2 separate regions of the Mus musculus genome follow, and region 1 is linked to region 2. Evidence: chromatin loops called from intact Hi-C (ENCODE). Cell type or tissue: left cerebral cortex. All regions are shown on one strand. Region 1 has its middle 83 kb from the start of Mir3471-2. Region 2 has its middle 14 kb from the start of Gm22781.

Region 1 (2,500 bases), 360 kb before region 2:
CTTGAGCTTGGAATTGAGATCTGCTGTTTTGTAGAGCCTAAGTTATTTTTACCTTTAAAATGAAAAGTACCTGTTAGGTGTTTTGGCGAGTGTGTGTTTCAGATAAAATATCCTTAATAAACATTGTTTTTGGATTGCATTTCTTGGAGATTGAAAAATAGGCATGTCTGTAAACAGAGATCCTGGAGTGAACTTATAATAGAGTTGTTTAAATCTAATTCCTCAGGAATCCTTAATAATTGTGAGTGCTCTTTAGAAGGGATATGGGATTTCAACTCCTTGTCCTTTTCTGTTTTTATTATAATTATGAACACACGTTTCAAAAGCTAATGGGATTTACAGTGGTATCGTCACACGTACAGACACTATTTCGATTTGAACTAGGACCAAGTTTATGTCTAAAGGGAAGTAGATGGTGATGTTTCGTGAGGAATTAAGAAGAACTGACTAGTATTTAAAGCCTCCTTCAGAGGTGGGTTTATTGCATTTTCAGAAGTGAGGAAAATACATTTATTTTTGTACGTAGTGAAGGTTTAACTTTCTGAATAAGCCCCACGATTAAAATTAAAATGGTCCCAGTGAATAAGTGGTGTGTTGAGTAGGATTTTGAATAAAGTATGTATGCTTCTCTATGTAGGAACCAACTCATAGGACAGATTGAATTTTGGGTTTTGCTGTTGTGTTTAATTTGAATTTGTAGAACAGTATTAGGTTTTCAGAAAACTGTTGAGTGCAGGGATTTCTCATAAAACCTCTACATAGTTTCTACTGTTATTAGATATATATCTATAACCCCAGCTAGGGGTGAGAGAATTCAGCCAGAGAAATTCATATGGCCTTATCTCAAAATAAAACCCAAAATATCTAGGGCTGTAGTTCAGGAGTAGAGAACTTCCCTAGCATACAAGAGATGTTAGGTTCAACACCTCCCACACCACCCAACACTCACACTCAACTCAGTGGTAAAACATTTGCCTAACATGTGCTAAGCCCTGGATTCCATTCCCAGAACTGAAACAGAAGTACACAAATCCTGAATGCATAGCATGAATCTATATGGGCACTTGCTGTTCTTTGTTGTTAACTTGAATACATCTGAAATTTGTAGGCTTTGATATTTATTTATTTATTTATTTATTTATTTATTTATTTTGGATTTTCACAACAGGGTTTCTCTGTGTAGCCCTGGCTGTCCTGGAACTCACTCTGTAGACCAGGCTGGCCTCAAACTCAGAGATTTACCTGCTTCTGCCTCCCAAGTACTGGGATTAAGGGTGTGTGCCACCACTGCCCGGCTTTGTTTTTCTTTTTCCTTTTTTTGGGGGGTATGGAGGGGAGGTTAGGCTTCACTTATTTTAAAACCTACTAAGAGTTCTCAAATACTTCAACTCCCTCCTAGCCCACTGTACAAAGGTAGGGGAGAAAAGATGGTAAATAGGACAAGGGGATATGGACCTGTTTAAATGTAGTTCTTTGAGGTGATCCCAATTTCCATTTGTCAGGATACAGGCATCCAGTTCAGTAATGTCAGAATACCAAACAGGAATCAGCAGCAGTGGCGTGATCCAGCAGAAACTGCCAGGCCTTCACCAAGTCTGCATGAGTCAGCAGAATTGACCAGAATCTACTGAAATGTCAGAAATTCTCTGTTGTGCCTCTATTAATGAATCAAAGATCAGTGAAAATGCAAGACCAATGAAGCATTGCAAAGATAGTACGCACACTTAATGTCACTGTCCATTGAGTCCTATTTATATTTTCTCCAAATATTGTGTCCTCCCACAGGTCTTACCTCAGCAAAACACATGAGTATGCATCAGCAAAACACCACGTGTGTCAGCGTCACATGACATACCCAGAAACTTCCACTTCAGAAGTTAGTTAAAACCCAAATAGCTGGATATACCTGTAAGAGACTTTCTTTTCTTTTTTTTTTTTCTTTTCCTTTTCTTTTTTTTTTTAAAGATTTATTTATTTTGTTTTATGAGTACACTATAGCTGTAAAAATGGTTGTGAGTCTTCATGTGGTTGTTGGGAATTGAATTTTTGGGACCTCTACTTGCTCTGGTCAACTCTGCTAGCTCAGTCTCTGCTCACTCCGGGCCAAAGATTTAATTATTATTATATATAAGTACACTGTAAGCTGTCTTCAGACTCAACAGAAGAAGGCATCAGACCTCATTATGGATGGTTATGAACCACCATGTGGTTGCTGGGATTTGAACTCAGGACTTTTGAAAGAACAGTCAGTGCTGCTGACCACTGAGCCATCTTGCCAGCCTAAGAGACTTTTTCTTAAGTAATTTAAGTAGGAAGACTCAGTTTTAATCTTGATCTTTTGAGGTGGAAGATCCACTTCTATTCTTGCCCACACCTACTGCCGGCAGCCTATACAAAGGACACCGGAAAAGGAAGAGTTTGATCTTTGCCTGCTTGGCCTCACTCTTGCTGGCAAGCCTATTCCTTCACTGACATTAGAATTTACTTCCTTGGGATTCCA
Region 2 (2,500 bases):
GATGCATACTCATGTGTTTTGCTGAGGTAAGACCTGTGGGGGACACATAATATTTGGAGAAAATATAAATAGGGTTCAATGGAGAGTGACATTAAGCTTGCATACTCTCTTTGCAACGCTTCATTGGTCTTGCATTTTCACTGATCTTTGATTCATTAATAGAGACACAACAGAGAATTTCTGACATTCCAGCTGATTCTGGTCAATTCTGCTGACTCATGCAGACTTGGTGGAAGCCTGGCAGTTTCTGCCGGATCACGCCACTGCTGCTGATTCCTTTTGGTATTCTGACACTACTGAACTGGATGCCCGTAACCTGACAAATGGAAATTGAAATCACCTCAAAGAACTACTTTTAAACAGGTCCATATCCCCTTGTCCTATTTACCATCTTTTCTCCCCTACCTTTGAACAGTGGGCTAGAAGGGAGTGGAAACATTTGAGAACCCTTAGTAGGTTTTTAAAAATCAAAGCCTAACCCCCCCTAAAAAAAAATGAAAAAAGAAAAAAGAATCCAGGCAGTGGTGGCACACACTATTAATGCCAGCACTTGGGAGGCAGAGGCAGGTGAATCTCTGAGTTTGAGGCCAGCCTGGTCTACAGAGTGAGTTCCAGGGCAGCCAGGGCTACACAGAGAAACCCTGTCTTGAAAAGCCAAAAAAAAAAAAAAAAAAAAAAAAAAAAAAAAAAAAAATCAAAGCCTACAAATTTCAGATGTATTCAAGTTAACAACAAAGAACAGCAAGTGCCCATAGAGATTCATGCTATGCATTCAGGATTTGTGTACTCCTGTTTCAGTTCTGGGAATGGAATCCAGGGCTTAGCACACGGAAGGCAAATGTTTTACCACTGAGTTGAGTGTGAGTGTTGGGTGGTGTGGGAGGTGTTGAACCTAACATCTCTTGTATGCTAGGGAAGTTCTCTACTTCTGAACTATTTTGGATTTTATTCTGAGATAAGGCCATATGAATTTCTCTGGCTGAATTCTCTCACCACTCTCCTGTCAGCTTTCTGAGTAGCTGGGGTTATAGATATATATCTAATAACAGTAGAAACTATGTAGAGGTTTTGTGAGAAATCCCTGCACTCATCAGTTTTCTGAAAACCTAAAACTGTTCTACAAAATCAAATTAAACATAACAGCAAAACCCAAAAGTCAATTTGTCCTATGAGTTGGTTCCTACATAGAAAAGCATACATACTTTATTCAAAATCCTACTCAACACACCACTTATTCACTGGGACCATTTTCATTTTAACTGTGGGGATTATTCAGAAAGTTAAACCTTCACTAAGTACAAAAATAAATGTATTTTCCTCACTTCTGAAAATGCAATAAACCCACCTCTGAAGGAGGCTTTAAATACTAGTCAGTTCTTCTTAATTCCTCACGAAACAGCACCATCTAGCGTCCTGTTGTATGAATAACCCACAAAAGGCTCTGGCTACGTCCTAGTTCAAAACCGAAATGGCTCATACCAGGTATCTGTACGTGTGAAGATAGCACTGTAAATCCCATCAGCTTTTGAAATGTGTGTTCATAATTATAATAAAAACACAAAAGGACAAGGAGTTGAAATCCCATATCCCTTCTAAAGAGCACTCACAATTATTAAGGATTCCTGAGGAATTAGATTTAAACAACTTGATTATAATTATAAGTTCACTCCAGAATCTCTGTCTACAGACATGCCTATTTTTCAATCTCCGAGAAATGCAATCCAAAAACAATGTTTATTAAGGATATTTTATCTGAAACACACACTCGCCAAAACACCTAACAGGTACTTTTTATTTTAAAGGTAAAAATAACTTAGGCTCTACAAAACAGCAGATCTCAATTCCAAGTGTCAGTTCAAGAAAACCTAGAGCTATCATTTCTTTTTAATCCAACAGCTACATGTGTTCCTGCCTGTGTTTGTGTTTGCTTTAATATCATAAAATAAATGTCTTTATTAAGAATAGCTAAAAAGAGAAAAACAGTATTCACTGAAGATTAGTATTTGAAAGTGAAAAAAAAAATCAAATAATTCCCTGAATCTAAATGATTCTTCAAAGCATGGCTTAAAAAGAAAGAAGCAGATGAAATAAGGAGTGTTGTCTACAGCCACTAAGTCACATAACAGCCTGTGATGTCCATGGCTAGCCCTAGCTCTGCCAATCCCCAGTAGGACCAGTGCAGAGCTAGGGAAGCTCTTACTATTAATTTTAATGCCACTTCTCACTCTCTTATGACTAAAAAGATATTGCTCTCATCATTTCTGGGTAAGAGGTATATTCTTGCTTTAAGACTCTGCATGATCTCCTGAGCTTCGATCCCAGCACTCCTGCAGCAAAATGTAGGAAAAGAAAGGAGAATCTCTGAAGCTAGCTTGTTGTGCACAGTGGAGAACCTTTTAAAAACTGTGTCAAGCAAAGTGCAAGACAAGGACTGATACACGAGGTTGTTCACCCCCAGTCAGTCTCTCTCTCTCTCTCTCTCTCTCTCTCTCTCTCTCTC

Evidence for each region. Peaks named below come from ENCODE experiments on the same cell type or tissue, not always from the same donor. Only the 100,000 strongest peaks of a DNase experiment are listed, where the experiment ranks them.
Region 1: a loop joins it to region 2, with 10 times the contacts of the local background. A loop is called at or near these places in 10 of 42 quality-filtered maps.

What each region holds. Positions count from the first base shown.
Region 1 is chr4:3,452,636-3,455,135 of GRCm38, forward strand. No RefSeq gene overlaps it. Among named protein-coding and RNA genes, the nearest start is that of Mir3471-2, 83 kb to the right of the region's middle. In left cerebral cortex, no CTCF peak of the experiment used is centred here; a DNase peak (open chromatin) is centred at 942.
Region 2 is chr4:3,809,015-3,811,514 of GRCm38, forward strand. No RefSeq gene overlaps it. Among named protein-coding and RNA genes, the nearest start is that of Gm22781, 14 kb to the left of the region's middle. In left cerebral cortex, a CTCF peak has its summit at 1,415; a DNase peak (open chromatin) is centred at 1,409.